2 separate regions of the Homo sapiens genome follow, and region 2 is linked to region 1. Evidence: chromatin loops called from intact Hi-C (ENCODE). Cell type or tissue: endothelial cell of umbilical vein. All regions are shown on one strand. Each heading gives the region's core, and the rest is flanking DNA. Links, peaks and the distances in the headings are about the cores only.

Region 1 (10,270 bases), core at 694-8,693:
AGTCCCTGAAATCTTTTTGTTTGCTTGATTGATTGTTTAAAGCAGATAACAACATCACTCTCTATCCTCTGCTTCAAGGAGTTTAATTCATGCATCAACTATTTTCTGAGCACCTACATTGTGTGAGACATAGTTTGAGGTATTGGAGATACTGCAGTGAACAAGAAAGATGTGGGTCCCTGCTCTCACAGAGCTGGCATTCTAAAGGATTTTTATATTCTAGAACAGTGCTATCTAATTCAGTGGCCACTAGCAACATGCAGCTATTTAAATTAAAATCTCAGTTAATTAAAAAGAAAAAAATTAAAAATTTAGTTTATTATTTATACTAGCCACATTTCAAGCACTCAGTAGCCATATGTGACGAGCAGCTATGGTATTGGACAATATAGATCTAGATGAGTACCATCACCCATCACAGTAGATTCTACTGTACAGGGCTATTCTGAAGAATTTCCAGACTTACCACCATTCTGGGAGTCTAAGAGATCCCTGTGGCCACACTGTGAGATGATTTATGATGACACCAGGTTACAATTACTTCATATATAATCTTTCTTTGAAACATGTGGGTTATGTCTAGGATGCGTGGAACCTATGTGTTTATTTTTATTTTGGGTATCCTGTTTTTACTTACAAGATGGTTAAATTAGTGTGGTGGAATAGTATGTAGAAGTACTCACTTCTCTTCCTATATTTCAAGCAGGTACTGGCTTGGTACCCCCCACCCCAGGGAACGGAAGGTTGCAGCACAGAATCCAGAAATAGCCCTTGAGTTTCTCTGGCTGCTTTTGTGGTCCAAATGTACAAGCTCTCAGGGACCTTAGAGTGTTTTCAGAAGGGGCAACAGAAGGGAGGATTTGGGGAATAGATAAAAATGTCTTGGCAGAAGCAGGGCTGGAGGAGAGAAAAAAGAAATGTGAGTCTGCACATACACGTGAGAGTGTATGAGAGTGAACGCTACACTTCATAGCTTGCGCATGCTTTGCGGGCTCAGGCTACATGGTGTTTCTGGAGTTCCACTGGGAGTGGCCAGGTTACCTATGACTTATAGTCATGATAGAGTAGAAAAAGCATGGTCTTTGAAGTCATGCAAACATAGGGTGAAACAAAAGTGCTCTGTTAAAGGCAGAATTACAACAGAGGCTGAAAATGGTCAAGATGGAACAAGCGCTAAATTTAATTATAGGCAAGGTATTAGCAAGTCTGGAAAAGGTTAAAGAAAAGTGGAATATTCCAAGGTTATATCAAGAGTTCACCTTTGTGGAAGGTGATGAATGATGCTTCTCTAGCATCACAAGCCATTGCCAATTTCAAAAGGAGAGCCTCCTTTGAGATGGAGAATCCTCTAGCCATTTGGGGAGGTTCCTCTTCAGGATCTAGTTACTCTTCTCTATTACACAAAGTCTCCAGTTCTATCCTTTTAGGGCTAGGTATCATTAGCTTCATCTGATCTCTTATACTACTAGAGTTCCAGTCTTTAGCTGTCTTAAAACTCTGGCTAAGTTACTCTCACCGTACTTCTTTCTATCATCTCCTATTCCTACAATGCAAGCTCCTCCAGCCACCCACCTTCCCCTGGGCTATTGTCTTCATATGATGCTAGGCTTTCTGCCCCTGAACTCTCATCGCTGTTCCCTTTTTCTCCTTTTCCCCTGAGTCTTCCAGAACCCAATTATCACTGAATACAAACTCCTCTGCTTTCTTGTACCTTTTTTTTGAGACAGGGTCTTGCTCTGTTGCCCAGGCTAGAGTGCAGTGGCGCAATAATGTGTCACTGGAGTTTTGAACTCCTGATCTGAAATGATCCTCCTGCCTCAGCCTCCCGAAATGCATGAGCCACTGTGCCTGGCCTTCTTTCTCATATTTTTATGAGTCCACTTCCCCATTTTCTTGCCTTAATTAAAATCCATCTTGCAGGAAGACACCACCTCTCTGTTACCTTTTCAAGTAGAAGTTGCACATTTTTCTACATTGTGGTTCCGAGGCAATGTCTGCATTTTTATTGATATTCTTTGCCTTTTCCAAACCACTGTTTTTCACTCTTGTGCAAAAAACCCTTTCTTTTTTGAGTTTCAGGTCATCCTGATCAAAGTCTTCCCATTCACACCTTCTCCTGTCATTATTGTGAACAACTTCAATATCTGTATTGATAAACACAGAAGAATCTAGCTTCAAGATACTTGACCTCAACTCCAGCATGTTCTAGAACCCATCCTCATAGCTACCCCTGGACCTTATCATTATTCTAAACTGCTTCACCTCTTAATTCTGAACACCAATTTACTATTGCCTGACCACAACATCGTATAATCACGGCCTTCAGGACCTTTAGTCAATGTAATTGCTTCTCAGGCTAGAAACCTAGTCCTTTGATTATTCCTTTTTCCTCTGGGGTTTTCACCAACTTTATACCTTTCTTTTCCCTTCATCTTACACCTCACAATGTATAACTTCAAAAACCCTTGCAAACATCTTTAATAACCCTAGTCCCTGTTCCCTCTCTGCCATGTGGGCACAGCAAAGCCTCAATCTTGGATTAATCCAGCCATTTGTCTTTCCTGTACTATATCTGGGGTGCAGAGTCATGACTGGGGAAACACACAACTTATCTATGCAAATAGGTGGCCCAGAGCAATCCTGTGATATGTACCAAGTCAGTGACATCTGCCACTTTCCTAGTGGTGATTATAAGACATCACTCTTCTCAGAGCTCTACTGCATTGTGCTTTCTCTGCCCCTCCTGCCCCGCTGATACATATACAGCATTTCTCTCCCTCTTGCCTAGTAAATGCTTTGTCCTGTTGCTGATTTACTCTTACATCACTGCAATTGGTTTTTGCGCTTGCACTGAAATAAAAATGTCCTGGCAAAAGTCACCAGTGACTTCCTGAAGGACTAACTGAATGGACGTCTATAAATATTCACCCAGTTGGACTTTTCTCTTGCATTTGACACCGTTGACCACTCAGTATTCCTCTCTGGCCTTCTCTTCTCTTTCTACTTGTGCCCGCTGGTAAGCTCACCCATCATGGCATTAACCATCACGGTGGTTGATCCCTAAATCTCTATCTCCTGTCCAGCTTCTACTAAGCTCCAGAGTTCTATGTGCAAAATAGCCTTCTTCATGGTTTTCCTGGAATTCCCATAGAAACCTCAAACTCAATTCAATCCTGACAGAAAAAGTCCCCATACCCCCATAGTTCCTTGTCCCAGATTCTCTATCTCAGTGAATGACATCACCCTTTAGACTAAGCCAGAAACCTTGGCGTAATCTCCAGCTCCTCTGTTTTAAATCCCCATCCACTTTTCCCACTATCACCCTCTGCACCATCTGATTTCTTTCCAGGTTCTTTTGATTGTACCTTCCTAAAATCTCATCCTGCCTGTTTCCTCCATTCCAGCTGCTGCTGCATTAGAAATTTCCTCTCACCTCTCACTTCCCACCTCTACCCCTCTTATGGACTTTCCACATTTTTGCTTGGGAGCTCTGATTAAAACATACATCTTGATCATGGTACTATTCTGAGCATGGAGTGTAAGTCCTCCAGGATCTGTACCCCGTCTGTCTCCTCAGACCCTTCCGTCCTACTTCCTATCTCTTGCCTCTTACTCTACCATCAGCCATACTAAATATCCACTGCTCCTGGAACTTTTCATACTAATTCGCAGTTTGGAAGGCCATTCTTCTCTCCTTACACCTCCTGCTCTCATCTTCCTGAAACATCAGCTCATATCGAGCGGCTCAGCTCAACCCTCCCTTTCTCTGCAAGGTCTCATCTCCCACCCCAGGTAGAACTGGCTACCTTCTTTGGCTCCATCTCTACACATGTATCGTCAATGGCAGCTTGCCTTTCCTGGACTGTAAGCTCCTTGAAGACAAAGCCTCCGTCACATGTATCTCTGTGCTCTGGTTCCCAGCTCACAGTACAAACAAAATAAATATTCATTGACTGAAGAAAGAATTCAAAGTGGAGTCCAACCTGTGAGAAAATGCTAATTAAATGTTATGACAATAGAACAAGTGTTGATCAAAACAGCGTCCGGAATCATCACAAAGTCCTGTCTGCAGATAGCTCTGTTATTTGTAAATCCATTAAGCCTCAGTTTGTATTAGTAAACAAGTCAGGTGGGTATTCTCTATAACGTGAGCTGGCTTTCAGGGACAGAAAATGAGGATGGTGCCTCATATTGGCTTGCTTCCTTAGCAATTTGTGAAAACAAAACCCAACAAAACAAAACCCTTTCCCAAAAGTTGGCACTGGCTCAAGTTTTCCTTTTCCAAAATACTTTTTTGGTCAAGCAACACTCCCCACGCTATAGCTGTTAGGCATTAGTGTGCTCTGAATCCATTAGAGAAGGTCAGTTCAGAATACTAAACAGATGCACAGCCCTGAGTCTTGAGAACTGGAGTTTCATGATTGCAATGCATAACAATAGTCATCTTCGTTCATGCTGCTCTAAACTTCACCATAAGCAGGCGTATTTTAGAGACTGGCTCCTTGAGATGTTCTGATTTCCACATGGGAAGTGAGGAACAATTAATTTGAGGCAGAAAAATAATTCAGGAATGTGTTTTGGCTTTACATGCACACACATGACAAAAACAACACTTTAAATTCAGTCAACATCACAGAGACAACATGGACACAAAGGAGCAAGGATTTTTTTTTTTTATAGCAAACCTTTGTACTAAATATATACATACATAAATAAAGCAAAAACAAAACAAAAACCTTCCTACCCCAGACTACCTATTAATTTTAGATGGAAAAGCCCTAGGCAGTAAGAAAAAAAAGTAACCCAGGCATTAAGTAGATTGGATAGCTAATTTGGAGTGAATGGAAAGGGCTAGATAATATTAAGTTGTCATGGTAGAAAGTAAGTTTTGGACATTCTGCTTTCACATTACTATCTAAACTTGTAAAAATACTCAGAGAAGCAGAAAGGAGGACTAAATTTAGACCCTTACTTAATGCATTCAAGAGCATGATTCATTTTCCTCCTGCCCTGGTACAGCCTGGGGAATCTGAATATACAGCCAGCAGCACATGGATGCCCTGTAAATAAATGAAAGTCGCATTCATTCAGGGGCTGGAGAAAGCCAGAGACACCCCGTTTTCCCTGCCAACAAAGGTGCACTTCTAGGCACCTCACACACCAGAATGCAGAACCAGATTTCTAAGCTGGCAAGAGTCCATCTAATTTTAGCTTTGCTCCGGCCTTGGCATGAAATGCTGCTGGGGTGGAAATGAATTCTGCTGCTCCTCTTTTCTAAGTGGCTTTTCTCCTCAAGCTCCAGTGGGATCCTGACCAGCTCTCAGAGGCCATGCCACATGGGTCACACTGATGAGACTACCCAAAAGGGTGTCATCATTTGGTAGCCATGCATTTAACAACCCAGGGCCTAAGTTGTTTCATGGTAGCCCTTAGATTGGTTCTTGGAGAGCTAGGATTCTATATAGCAAACACGTGAAGACAATTTTGGGCTATTTGAAAGAAACCAGACAAACCAAAAAGGAACCAACCACACAACAACAGCAAGTTGCATTCCCACGAATTAAATCAAGGTGGTAGGCAAAGTTTCCGGGTAGAGCGGACAGTCACTGTCCCTTCCCCAGGTTCCTTATCTTCTGCTTCCAATCACATTCTCTCACTCTCCTCTGCTTCCAAACAAAACAAACATTTCAGTCTCCACAGAGAACTTAGATTAAGGCTGAACTATCATTTGTGTTTAGTTCAACATGGCTTAGAGGTGAAAAGCACCTAAATTATGTTGTGACTTTACAGCGACTCCATTTTCTTTCCTTTGGGTTTAGTTTTAAGCACATTTGGAAAGTAACCTTAGAAGTTTCATTCCAGTATCTTAGGCTTTATTGATCTTATCGATCTTTGATCTCTGTGTTTAGAACAAATAACAGAAGAAAAGGTGGAAGGCATATCAAAGATCTGTAGCAAGGTAACATTGCCTCCCAGAAGTGAGGGCATCAAAGCCGCCCTCTCTTCTGAGGTGTATGATTGATGTTAAAAACCCACCCCAAGGGCCCTATTGTACATCCATATACGTCCAACCCAATTAAGAAAGAGTATTTTCCCAAACATGAAATGGGCTTAGCAATTCTGAAGTAAAAAAAAAAAAAGAGTTAGCTATGGAGCACACGCATTCCGTTAGAAATGAGTCACTCTGCGAAGGTGTGTTTGAATGAGCAGCATTTCAGAAGGCCCGCACGGGGTACACCCACAGGATGGGACTGGAGACCCTGGGAAGGGCTGTGGGTCCAGGCGGATATGAGATCCGATCAGCCTGAAAACATGCTTCACAAACCAACCTGGGCACGACACAGAAAAGAGGCAAGACGTCGTAGGGCAGCATAAAAGATTTGTACCTTTCTCAAATAGCTTGGTACTTGGGACTCCAGAGCAGTTCTGAATGACCAGCTAGGGCAGTCACCCAATCCCCACTGGGCCCATCCAGGGCCATAACATGAATATTAAATCATTTGGAGGACAGGAATGTTCAATGACCTTGGCCAAATGTCATGACAGATTTTGGGGGCAGCCTTCTATATCCATTTGAGAAAGGACAAATACTCACTAGCACTAGACAGAAAACTGGCTGATTTAGCTTAGAACAGTGGCTACCATTGTAGCTCTTTCAGAACATCGAAAAGGAAGGTAAGTGGTTGGGGAAGGGCATCACGAAGGCTGCATCTATCCAAGGCTGGGTCAGTTATACATTGAGGTTTGGAGTCGAAATTTATTCTCACACACGTAGAGCTCCACAGATCTAATTAACAGTGTGGGAAATCTATTTTCATGTTTCACTCACACAGAACACATCTTCTCTGTCTCCAGGGGGTTTTCAAGTTCTAAACTACAATCAGCCCTTCTTTTAAAATAACAATAATAAATCCTCTTATTCAGCCAGATGGTGGTGTTTGTTGCACTAGGCTGGGTTCATAGTACAACATCAATAAATGGCCACTTGTAGAGGGACAGACAGAATCCCATTTATAAAACACACCTACACCTCCCTCCTTCTCCCATCCCAAAATGTGGCATTGTCAAAACTTCCCTGGGGGCTTAATCTCATTTTGGAGCAGAAAGGAAAACTAAAAAAGGCAAAATAATGTAACTAAGTGGAAAAACAATTTCTTGGGGGGAAATAGCACATTTAATCTCTGAGGAAAATGGTCATAGGTGGGTTTTTAAAAAGTGTTGTTTTGCCTTTAGGGACTGTTTGAAAGCAGGCTCTCAAAAGGATTTTCCCCAGTCCCTGGCAAGCTGTCTTGGTGAAGGCTGCACATTGTCAGCCAAAGATATTACAACCAGGAGATGGAGTTAAAATTCTTCCTCAGTGAGTTGGCTAAGTCTCATGAAACAAGTATTTGTTCCAATTAGGTGTTCCAAAAAGTCTTGATTGCCTTAGATAACGCATTTTGAGAAGGAAAGTGTGTTTGTTCAAAATCCATCGTGGAAGAATAAATGACGTACCGGTGTGTTCTGTTGCCAACGTACACATCCTCTTCACAGGCCTGGAGGACTCACACTCTTTGCTGCCTTGTCCCTATTTTCCTGGTCTCAGTCCTACCGGGGATGGGCAGTGGGAGTGGGGATGCTAACTAGTCTCTGCTCCTGCTCTTAATAAGCTATACTACCTGGTTATGCAACCCTAATCCATGTCCACAGTCCAGGGCTCAGACGGCTGGCCTGTCAGCAAAAAAATGTCTGAAAAATGTTAATTCAACAATGTTGGAGGGATGTTATTTCCAGAACTAAACTCCTCAGGGGAAATGAGAAATCATTGCTCCTGGGATTCAACTCCTCCACACTGAAAGATGTTTCTTTAATGATGCTTTCTTCCCAAAAAATTTCCCAATGCCTGGTGTGTCCTGACATTTGGTCCCAGTAAAATCCTGGAACAGACTCCTAGGATACAACTATCTTCAAACTCCATACAAAAGGAGTGTTTATTACAGAGAATCGGCATCTATTAGGGCATGAAACCTTGGGGGCTTGCTGGCATTCACTCCCCACACTGAATCGTTTCATAATATAGATACTATTTTCTTTTTGGCATTTATAGCAAGCAACTCAGTTTATGACCTAAGGCATTTTCCATACTTCCAGGCAATGAATACCAGCTTCCTATGAGTCTCAATAGCACATAATTTAAGACAGTGGGAAAGGGAGTTGGAGAATAGTTTCCAGTGCAAGAAAAATACCATGCAGATGTTTGCCCTTACTCTTGAATTCTGATGGTGAAATCGAGCATTGTTTATTTGTTCTGAAGTCCAACTCAAGAAATTTATTTTCTAAAGGCTGGGGTAGAGGTAGGGAGGTAGTGACATAAAATATTCCTGATACTGAAATATTCAACACATGGCCCTGGGAGTTTGAATCATAAAGTAATTTAGATCTTTCTAAGTGGTTCATTGTTTGATCAAATTTGGTATACCAGATGTCGATTCGTGTCACAGAACATGACATACCTAAAGAAATACCCAAGAACTACTTTGCTAAAATTGTGTATTCACCTTCTGTAATTTTTGTTTCCTCCAAGATAGCAAGCTAGGAATCAGTCCTCTATCTTGAGCCATTTATTGAGAACAAACAAATGAACTTGGAAAAGACATAACCGAATTGAATTTAAATACCTGACTTTGGTGTATGAGAATCATAAACTTGCTTACGGTCTATCTGGTCCGCAAACACTTCCCCATAAATCATCCAATAGGGCATGTAGAAGATGTTCTTGGCCAGTTTCCATGATGGCTCCTCATTGGGAAAAAGGATGGCTTGCCTGGCGACCCCAAAGCTCATCAGAACCACCAGCATAATGATGACAAAGTACATCATGTCTATCATCTGGAAGGGTGGGGAAGCAGAGGGAGAAACAAGAGAAAACCCATATGATTGAGTGTTCTTATAATTGCTGACAATGATGGGAACCTTTGGAGGAGGTCCACTTTCTAGACTGCTGGGAAGGGATGTTTAGACAGGGAGTTGTGTCCAGATAAGAAGATGCTTGGTCTGTTGAAGCCAGTGTCCACAGAATTCTATCAGTGACTCAAAAAACATTTCAAAAAGTGCACACACAGATGAAGCCTCTTCGTTTTTCATTGCTGTCTGTGGGACCGAGCATAGGTCCCACATAGGCTAGGCATAGGAGTCATATAAATGGAAGCTTAGGCCTCTGTGTGAATCAGGTGCTAACTTTTTCTCTGCTCCTGGGGGAGGCAAGTGTCCTCTTTGGGTCTCTTTCTTCTTAGAGAAACTGGAATTGGGAGAGTTGAACTATTCCAAGAGCGACTGCAATGCTGTAAACCTCCTTTCTAAGTTCTGAAAGGCTAATGAAAAATTGGAAAGCTCAAAAACAAAACAAAACAACAACAACAAAAACTGCCTATAAACGAAGCTAGGATAAACCAAATATCCATTATATTCTTATTCTTGTGGCCCCACCCCACTGCATAGTATTCTACCACCAACCAGTCTCTCAGAGAAAATGGCTGTTTGTATACTTCTCCTGCAGGGTATCCCATTGGCTATGGAGGGTGTTTTCTTGGGCATTAGAATCATGCACCCTAATGACTCAGACCTGTACCTGCTGTAGAAATGATGGATTTTCATCTTGACAGGTTTATAAAATCCTCCAGGCTGCTCTCTAATATAATGTTATCTCTTGTTCCTCATTCTTCCTTCTTTCCATGATGTATGTTATTTGGGATCTGTTTCTTATATGCCAAATTATTTTCCTTTTATCACTCAAAATATTAAATAGATGAGGATGCAATAACTATTGATTTTTTTTCTGGCCAGAACCCATTACCTCCTCCTTTTATAAACAGTTTCTACCCAGTATGGCCACAAGGTAGGTGTGTTTTCCAGGCTACGTTAAATATGATACTGGCCCCGGCAAGAGTGATAGAAGCAGGGATTTGACCAAGACAGGCCAACCAGAATCCTTGTATTGGCTTTGCTTTGTTTTGTTTTTAACTAAAGCTGGGAGAAAGAAGTTCCTTGTGTCTCTGTAATGGGGTGAGTTCATAGTATTTGTATCTGACGCTGAGTTCTCCGCCAGTGAAACTGATCAGAGTAAATGAAGCCGATTTGCAAGAGAAAGTGAGCAAAGCTTGACAGTGATTGGGTCCCTGTTTGCAGTAGCCCCTAAGGCCAGTTTCATTATGCCCTTCATAAGTCAATATATCCCTTCTAGGCTTAAGCTAGTTGGAGATTGGTTTCTATCGCTTGCATCAAAACATAGAAT
Region 2 (10,270 bases), core at 743-8,742, 53 kb before region 1:
CACAGGCTACCAGTTTGCAACTTCTGCTCACCGGAACAAGTAATTTGTGGAGCCCTAGGCAATTATCTCTACTCCAAAAGTTCTTAGGATGAGGATGGTGAAGATTAGATGGCAGCAAATAAGTGCACAAAGAAGTCCAAGTCATGTTTTAAACTACTGAGTTTTTTTTTTTATTGCAAAACATTTGTTACAGAAATTTCAGAAAGTTTTTCCCGTGGTATCTGCCAACTTCTGCTCTGAATTGTATATCTAAACAATCAAACTCAAAGTGCATTGTGAATCCAATAATAGACCTTTAAAAAAGAACAATTCTTCTAAGGATTTATATATATTTATAGTGTCGATAGATATGCATACCGTGGTCCATCCATACACAAAGAAGGAAAAGATGTATATATATTCAGCAAACCCAATTTTAAAACCATTGTATTTGTAGGAATTCATTTAAAAATGATATCTGAATAATTTCCCCCATTATAAACTAGGGTTAGAACGTTTACAAATGAGAGTCTAGGTCCTATATTATGAAATGGCTATGAGTACAGTATACTGCACGTACTGTTTTTACACAGCGGTAGCAGCAATATAAACTCAGGTCAGACGCAGTAGTGACAGGAAGCAGGTAAGTCTTCATACCATGCTATGGTACTCTTCTTCTGAATCTCTCTCACAAAGACTCTGTGTTCAAGTTTAGAATTATGTGGCTAACAAATATACATGCATATATCATTCAGAACAAGAGTAACTCTGAATAAGGCGAGTTTCTTTTCCCCCCTCTCGGTTCTCAGTGTATTTTGTGTGTACACTCACCAAGTCACTATCAAGAATCTGATCCTGTTGGCTCTAAATCAGAGGTCCCAAACTATTGCCTTTGGGACTGAATGCTGCTGGCAGACATGTTTGTTTGGCTAGGACAGTGTTTGGAAAGCTGAATTTGAAGGTGTTTGTGGTGGGATGTGTATTCTGTCATGCCTTACTTACAAACCCTACTTCTGTTGACTTTCACCAGTCCAGTTCACACATTTGTGTTTTCTGGATCCGGCCCCTCCATGTGTTTGAATTTGCAGCCTCTCAGTCTATGTGCAGATGGCTGGTTTTAATGATGTGTGGGAAGCTGCGGTGAAGATGTGTAGGACTCTTGAGATTTAGAGAGGCAAAAATTGGACGAGGTCAATGTGAACACCAGCCGGGGTAGAGGCAGGAGGAGGCTAAGTTGGTGGGAAGATCAGGCCTGGGACAAAGTCTAAATGTTTGCCTTTTTCCAAGCGGCCGCTGTTTCAGCTTACTGTGCGAGGGTCAACAAGGTATAAAGGTAATGTGGGCAAGGGTCTGTTGGTCTGGTGAAAAAGCAGCTAGTCTTAGACTAAGAGAAGAGAAGCAAGAAGAGGGGAGAAAGAAAGCCGCACATCCAGGCACAAGGCTGAATTTCCCCCTTTGCCCCATAGGCCTCAGCCACCTGTCTCCTCCAGAGGAAGGCATGGGTCCTGATTGGCACTGACACTCTTTACAAAGCCTATGGACTTCTAGCCATACACATGTCTTTTCAGTTTCCAGCACACAAACATTGTGCAAACGCACAAGGGCCTGCAGGTTTAAGGAGGCTGGTAGACTAGGTAAGGTAAGGAAGGGAAAATTCACCTCATTCTTATTGCCATCTGGATTACCTGGTCACCAAAATCCTCTCTTAGATGACCTGTAGAAACAGTCACGTTGCTTTCATTAGCAGTGATGAGTGCAAGGAAATCATCAGAGAAAAGGTAACACAACTACCTTCTGAGAGGAATTAAAAGAAAAAAATTGCTTTTCCTTAATTGGAACCAGCCTTTCTTTTGGTTGACTCCAATCTGAGAGACAGAATATCCAACTTGTAAAAAGAAGAGAAAGCTTAGGTCAATGCAGGCTGAGAGGAAAGTTTTGTCTACTCATTTTAGGAGCAGTCATTTTCAAAACTGTGCAAATTGGCTCCTCTCTTTAACAGATGTTGAATGGCTTCTAGTAATGATGATTTTCTAAAAGAGTAAACTCTTTAGAACCACCCAGTGCTTCATCAGACACCCAAACACACGCCTCCCACCCCCAAGGTGAAGAAGCCACAAGACAAGGAGGGAGGTCTCTTGTCATATCATTGGATCACACATTCACAGCGATCTGCGCACTTCTGCACTATCACAAATGGACTTTTCGCTCTCATCTCCGGCTTAGCAATTTGCACCCAGTAGCTCTGAAGAATCAGAAATGTGTCTTGCATATATCACAGATGCACAACACCTAGACCTTGGCAGACCCAAGAGGTGTTGGCTTGCCACCTCTGGGTCCCATGGCTATACAACCTGCAGTTAATACTTTATTTCATATTATTTGTTCAGTGCTTAAAAAAAAGATTTAAAAATCCCTTGGTTACTTTTTTTTTGTTTTTAATTTTTCAAAACTGAACATAATCCCCATAGTAAGAAGCCCAACTGTTTGAGTGAATTCTTAACTGGCTTAAGCGTCACAGCAGGCAATAGTAAAATGTTAAGTGCCTTAGAAAAGTCAAAAGAAATGCATAAAGCAGTGCATGCATTTTGTTGACACAAAATTAAGACCAGGTTTGGAGAGAGATTACTTCATTTCAGTCACATTGTTATTGTTCAAGGATAGTGAGTTATAATGCAATATCTAGGCCAAATATATAACCACCTACACACTAGTATCACTTTATCTAGAAACAACATAGTGTTACTAAATGAACATATTTATAAAATACTGTACACTGCTTCTGCATGGGGTTGGCAGATGTAAACAGCTAATTCAACTGGAGTTTAAAATATCATTTTAAGTTCATTTGTCATATAGTCTTTTGCATAACATGCCAGTTCATCTTTCACAAAATCACAACTTGCCTACCACAGCTCGCAGGACTCATTAGAGGATATACATCAGCTTACACACATATTTTACAGTGGTCCAAAGGAACATGAAAAGCATCAAGCAGATCAGGAACAAAAATGCCCGGTTCACAAAGATGCTAAATAACATGGAATTGGGAACATAATTAATCATTGCAACATGTGTTTCTTTATTGAATGTTACAGATTTATAAATGATTATAAAGCTCTCCTGTAACGTTCATTAATACAACCACATGCTACAACTACGCTGGGTTAAACATGGGTTACATACATGTTTACATGTGTTTTATAATACAGCATTGCCCAACATATGAATGGTATAGCCTATAGATAGAGCATGATGGATGACCGGGTAATATTTATCATCTTTAAAGAAATTAAACAGCCCAAACATTCAGGAAGATTAGACTGTACAGACTCAGAAAGTAAAAAAGTACTATCCAGTTATCTACCATAATATTATCTATAGAAACCATATTTTAGAATACATTTGAAACATTCAGAAGAAACACATTTTGTGTTTTTATGAGTACATTTTTCTCGTTTGATTATTCTTATATATATATTTTAAAAGGGGAACTTTCAAAGTGCTAAATAATATCCTAGACCTGGAAACTTATACATTTAAAAAATCCAGTTCTGTAAAGTGCTGTATTCTGACTGCTAATACACCTTTTGGCTTGCAGAGATAATACAAACTAGTCATGAAAATTGTACCCAAGCTTTCCAGCTCCTCATTCAAATCTATCAAGGAGGGGCCCTCTAACTATAAATATAAAGTATATTGGTTAAGCAGGAGACCTCCATGGTCATTTTCATAAAACATCCTTAAATTTTTTTCAAAAGGAACAAGCAATTTAGAACAAATCATTACATATAGTAGTATGTAAAAATTGGCACCTTTGAAGCAGATGATTAAACCGAAGCTATTACTTCCTTGAGCTCTCTATGACTTTATTTACGGTCCTCAGTAACTTGCTGCTCATAAACTGCTTAATTCACAAAGACAGGTAATTAACGTCCCCTCGATCAGGGATGTGGTGGAATCAATGGGCTGAGCATAAGCTGACTGCACAAGGCCACAGAATCAATGCCACATTGCTGCACAGAGAACCCAGAAATGGAAGGAAATGGACTGAAAAATAACACACATACATGTGCACAGGAAGGAAATGGCTCATGGAAGTTACACAGTTTGTGTCTACAGTCATTTAAGTTTGGCTTATATATTTCACACGTTTCACAGACGTTAGAACTTAATTTTCATGCACAACAAAAGAATCAGGTAATTGCAAGATCAGGACTGTTGAGTATTTCGTTTCCCAGTTCCTATCCTTTTCTCTCTGAAATCACGATGAATGGAAACACTTGAGCTGAAAATTTCTTTCCCTCACTTCCAATCTGGCCCAGAATGAGGCCTTGGAGGTGTTTGATGTCAATGAATAATGTTTTCACCTCCTTCTTGGATTCCTCTATAGACCCTTCAGGGAGACTTCAGCATTGTGATTGTGCTTGATACTTAAAATCATCAACATGTTAGGATGTAAGTGCATTAAATTGGCAACATCTAATTTAAAGAACAAAAATAACAAAATCTTTGTTCAAACTCTGGTGCTGAGATTTGGCCTTCCTGAGAATCACAGAGAGATGGTCTCAAATGTAAAGTGCCTATTACAACTGCATTAACTACGAGCAAACATGGTTCCTTTCCCTCATAATCAATATAGAACCAGGGGCTCATGAACCCTTTCAAGTTATATTGCAACTTTGCATTATGTACATTTTTTTTTTCTTTCTGGAGAGAGAGCCTAGAGTTATCGTAGAGCCTCGTAGGGATTCATGACTCAAGGAAGTTTAAGAACGACTGATTTATTCTCAGACCCAGTGCATGTTTGCTGAGAGGGAAATAGCCAGCGTGGGGCCCAATAAAATGTTAAGTGTTTCTAGAACAGCTGTAAATAAGGGAGTCTGGGTGTTTGTTAGCAATTCACCTAAATGCCAAGGAGTGAAAAAGGAATTGTTTAATTCTTTACATATGTGACCTCATCACAATTTTTATACCTGAAATGCTTATTCAGAAGAGTTTTTATTTTGTTTTTTATCTTATATTTAAAGGCCATGTATTTACTTGATTTCACAAAATAAAGTAAAACTTGGTGTTTTCAATTATAATTAAACAAAAGAACCAGGTAGTATCTCAGGCCAGGAACAATAGATTGTTTTCCTTAAAGGCTTTATTCTTTTTTAAACGTTAATGAGCCAAATAGGAATCCAAAGATTTGGGGTCAAGATTTCTTTATCCCACTTCCAATCCAGATTCTGATCTAGAAGATTATGCCTCTACTTTAGAGTCTGTAACACTAGCTGGTTTAAAGTTGCGTGTCTATTCAGATTGTACGTGGTGTAAAAACTTTGTTTAGGAAAAGCGAGACTAAATGAGATGTCCTGATAGTGAGTGATTTCAGACAAAAAAGGGCAGAAGGCGAGCAGTGAGTCATTTTGACAACTCTAGTTTGATATGAGGAAAAGTCATAGGAATTTAAAAAATTCATAATTTCAACATTTGGTCTAATAGTATAATGAACTCTTTCAATGGAACTTCTTGTATATTAAAAAAAATCTTGATTATACTTCAAGGTGATAGAAAAGTCCAAGCCTCTTAAGAAAGCTCTTTATGTCCATTTATTTTATATATAAATATGTGTCTCTGCATAAATGCATATACATGTGTATAAGTGGCATATACTATAGAACTCTTTATATGGTTTATTTGCTTTCTATTTTGGTCTACTGTATCTTTTTTTATAGCTCTGTCTATAAGAAAAATATTCATGGTATGCTTGCAACTGATGGCTTTGGGTTGATACCAAACTCCCAGTCAAATCTAAGGTTATTTATAGTTTTGAAACTTCCTTAAAAAGTACTTTGGAACATTTCCATAGAAAAGATACCAGCCCTTGAAAAACTCCAATTAAATTTATGCTGAGCTCAGATTAGATGGCAAAACTCTAGGTATGAAAATATCCACATATAACCATATATTCATATACAAAATGGTCATGTGATGAGTGGTGTGAAAAATTGGCAGTTACGTCTTGGAGGTGTTCAGGAGGACGTGGTGGAGCCATGCAAATGATGACGGTCACACAGCAGCACAACACACGACATGAACGGTGAGAACAGAACATCCCACATGGCAATTTCAGGCTAGTTCTGTCCACTGTTTTTTTTTTTTTTTTTTTAAGTTCAATATTACATATTCAGTGAATGAATTCATCCATGACAGGTGAGATACAAAATAAATTAAAAAATATAAAATTATTTAATTACATTCTCCTGAGCTTGCTCGACTAGACTTGAACGCCCACTGTATATAATAAATCACTTGACTTTTGTTTTTTTAACATCAACTCTTCTTTCATTTCGATTGCAATACAAAAAGGCATTTCTGTTCCCTTATTTTCTTCAAAAAAGGATAAACAGTTGTGGCACCAGAAGTGAATAGATAAGAGACAGGTGAACTATGACTGTTACCTTGTTTTTTCTTTATAATGATCAATTACAGAAGTGTTGGCATGAGAAGGATGTGGGACGTTAGGTAGAACTGCTTGCTGCCGGCTTATACTGAATAAAGAGGATGCTCTTCATCAGTCACCAGTGATGGAGCCAATGTGAAAAGAAAACAGAATGGAAGTTTAGAATATCTCATTGTGTACGCTGGCTATTTTATTTTATTTTGCAATTTAGCCCTGCATCCTACAACTCTTGATAATGGTCAGAAATCAACAGATGCCTCCTGGCATGGAGCGTGCTCGAAGCCCCTTGTTTCCCCTGCTCTCATGGCTTTCTGCTGTGACTGCGGATACACATTCATCTCTAACCCTTCCTTCTCCCTCTCTTCCCCCTCCCTGCCCAGCAAGTGTGAACATGCCTTAAATCCCCTGTGTCTGGCACTGGGTCAGATCAAATGCTTTCTTGATCTGTGGCCCAGAAGTCACCTTTGAGTTAACACCTCCCAAAGCATTGCTTGTTTTGCTCAGCTAAGAATAAAGCAGGTATGATTCAAGGAAAGGGGAAAAACTGGAGTTGGAGAGAATTTTAGGGCTGGATTCTTGAGCCTTCTGTGGCGGATATTAAGAAGGTTTAGTTGTGCTTGCTTTCAAAGCTTTGGAAAGCCGATGTTCTGGACAGTCTCCTCATGGACAGGCTGTCCCCTCGGCCCTCCGGCTTGGAGGACTTGCTTCTCTGGAAGGGATTTCGCAGGCTTGCTGTGTTCCGCTGCCTGTCGAGTTTGTCACTGATGGAGAAGCTCTTCCTGGTGTGTGCATATGGCGCACTTGGCTCCTCTGCCGAGTAGCTGTTGGCGCGCTCTATCTTGGGAACAGTGATGTTGTTGGACAGGGTTCTCTCTGAGTTATCACCCTCCTGGGAGGATATTGCAATGGTGGCTCTGCGGCCTTTGGCCTCATTCTCCTCACTGTCAGAGCTGGGGTGACTCAGTTCTGCTTCTCGCTCTGGATGGCAGCAAGTTAAGTCCTCCACTTTGTCTCCAAGACCTCCAGGGAAGGCAGCTCTGTCCGCAATTGCTTGAGGGGCATTGACACACCTTGTGTCAATACAGTCTGTAATACTTGTGTATTCTGCTGTTTTTACAGGCACCCCAAAGTTGGCATAATAGCTCCTTGAGGGGGAAAACATAAAGCTATGAGATTTCACAATGGGAGCCTCTTCTAGAAGAAAGGGTGTGGTGGCTAGGTAGCGGCTACTTTTGGAACGCTCAATGGTGTGGTACATCGGAGGCTCTGAGTCCCAGGGGTTTTGGCATTCTGGGAGGTGGGTGTAGTCTGAAGAAAAAGATCTAGTGTCCATGGAGGTGATGTCCTCAAAATCAATGCTCCGGCTTGGAGGTCTGTCTGTGGGTGCAAGTGTTGCATAGGCACTACTTGAAGGGGCTGTGGAAGGTACTGGAGTTGAAAAGCTTGGCTCGCCCAGCCCAAGGATGTTCACGGAATTGTCCAGAGGGTCTATATCACAGTGGAGCTCATCCATAGCAGAGACATAGATGTCTATACACGATGATGGTCTTCTGGAATCAGGAACAATGGCCAAGGTGTTGGCAGGGGCTGCAGGAGCTTTGGGTTCTTTTGCTACAGAGTGGGAACTAGTAGCCCGGTGTAGGCTCAGGGACCTTTCTTTAAAAATACTTTCCAACTTTTCTATACCACCTTTGTCTTTCATATTGACCGAATAGAAAGAATGGCTTCGCATACGGGGCATTAAGGTTGGAGAAGTTGGGGACATGGTCTCCTCACCTGCAGGGTCTATACTCTCTTGGAGCTTGAAGGTGTTCCCTTCCTGGCTGTTGAAGCTGCTCTGACGGACAATGTAGGCGGCGTCCGTGCAGTCTGACGAGGTCCTCGAGCGGATTTTGTTGGACTCGGCCCGCTCCAGACCTGTCAGGCGCTCCAGGGCCGTGGCCATGCGCCCGATAAGGTCTTCCAGCTGCGCCAGCCGGATGTCCACGGTCTGGAGTGAAGCCTTCATGGAGTGCTCTCTCTCGTTGACTTCCTCCAGCCGCATAGACATGTTCTCCACCCTGCGCGAGGAAGAGAGAATGAGAGTCACTCGGCCTGGTTCCTCTGCTGGGGCTTTAGAGAGCAAGGATAAAGGGATCACAGCTGTGCCTGACCTTGGTACCTTCAATGGAAGACAGGTTACAGGTGTTGAGAGGGGTTGGGGAGGAGAGAATGACATTGATGCTGTGAAAGAATCACAGAATTCAAATCTTTTTGAGCTAGAAGAGGCTTTAGAGATTATCTAATCCAATGATTTTTTATTGTTTTAGCTATCAATCCCCTTTTCCCTCAATGAAATGGAATGCACAGTCCTGATAAAAAGGCACTAAAATGGAACAGTTCTTATTGAAGTAGAGTGGGGCCAAGTCCACCATGGCCTAGCTGTGGCTTGGGGCAGGGTGCAATGACCTGACTAAGCATCCAGTTGTTGGCTTCTCAGGGTCCCCCACAAAATGAGAATGTTGCATTTTGAGGATTTTACCCAGAATTTTGCAATGAAATTTTAGAATCTAGCTATTTTTATTGCAATACACATGTAAAATGAGTATTCCATGGATGGGGGTTATTTTTATTTTGCATTTATACAATAATTTTTGTTATTCATGATAATCTTTTTAGAATGTTGTGTCTCCAAAGGAATTAATATGGCCCAGTTACTGAGGCATCCAGGATTGATCTAATCTAATCCAATCCCTTCATTCATAAAGGAAAAGCAAAAATTAAGAATTTAACCAAGATTGCATAAAGCAATTTGTTGTAAACATTGGAGTATCTGTCAATAAGTCAATTCTTCTACTCCTCTCTCTGTCTCTCCCTCTCTGGTTAGCTGATCACAGATGCCTTATATTACAGTTATTGCTAGAACTCTCTATCCTCCCATTGGAAATTCTTTTCTTTTTAAAATTAAATTAAATTAACTTTTTTAGAGATGGGGGGGGTCTCACTTTGTTGCCCAGGCTGGTCTCAAACTCCTGGGCTCAAGTGATCCTCCTGCCTTGGCCTCCCAAAGTGCTGGGATTACAGGCGTAAGCCACCATGCCCTGCCTTTTGTTAGTTTGTTTGAGACAAGGTCTCACTCTGTTACTTAGGCTGAAGTGCAATGGTGTGATCATGGCTCACTGCAGCCTCAACCTCCCAGACTCAAGCGATCCTCCTGGCTCAGCCTCTCTAGTAGCTGGGACTATAGGTGGATGCTACCATGCTAGCTGTTTTTTAAATTTTTTGTAGAGACAGGGGCTTGCTGTGTTGCCCAGGCTTGTCTTGAACTCCTGGGCTCAAGTGCTTCTCGTGCCTCAGCCTCCCAAAGTGCTGGGATCACAGGTGTGAACCCTGGAAATTCTTAGGGGCATGGTTTGTCTCATATTCCTGTTTTCATTTCTATGTGGCCAACCTAATACCTGCCAGGTGTCAACAAATGGGTCAATGACATTTACGAACTTGATTTCAATTGTCACTCAGTCTGCCTGGCCATTTAAGACAGAGGCCACATATTAAAAATAAAATCATACCTTATTTTTCACTTGCTCAAATTAACTTGGAAAGGACAAACCAAAGCCAAGTTACAATTTGAGCTCAAACTTTCACTTTTAAATGTCCAAAGACAAACCTTTTGGTGAATTTAAATGAGACCCATGCACAACTTTGCTGAAGAGGATTAAAGTTACTTTTTCCAATCCTTCCAATATGCAAAGTAAATCATTTGACTGCTGATTCTTAAGGCACTTGCTGCAGGAAGACCATGGCTACAGAATATGCTTCACAGTGAATGTGGGAATTAGGCTGGGCCCCTGCAGTCTGTGGGGG

Evidence for each region. Peaks named below come from ENCODE experiments on the same cell type or tissue, not always from the same donor. Only the 100,000 strongest peaks of a DNase experiment are listed, where the experiment ranks them.
Region 2: a loop joins it to region 1, with 5 times the contacts of the local background. A loop is called at or near these places in 9 of 110 quality-filtered maps.

The regions. Positions count from the first base shown.
Region 1 is chr9:70,582,338-70,592,607 of GRCh38, forward strand. TRPM3 (transient receptor potential cation channel subfamily M member 3) reads right to left here. Exons shown (of 26, transcript NM_001366145.2): 22 at 8,694-8,868. Among named protein-coding and RNA genes, the nearest start is that of KLF9, 170 kb to the left of the region's middle. In endothelial cell of umbilical vein, for the core only: no CTCF peak of the experiment used is centred there; DNase peaks (open chromatin) are centred at 4,404, 4,994, 7,444 and 8,184; H3K27ac peaks cover 2,896 bases.
Region 2 is chr9:70,528,919-70,539,188 of GRCh38, forward strand. TRPM3 (transient receptor potential cation channel subfamily M member 3) reads right to left here. Exons shown (of 26, transcript NM_001366145.2): 26 at 142-8,487. The coding sequence ends at 7,035. The region is part of intron 3 of KLF9-DT (KLF9 divergent transcript); the gene reads left to right. Among named protein-coding and RNA genes, the nearest start is that of KLF9, 120 kb to the left of the region's middle. In endothelial cell of umbilical vein, for the core only: no CTCF peak of the experiment used is centred there; DNase peaks (open chromatin) are centred at 4,053 and 5,353; H3K27ac peaks cover 2,405 bases.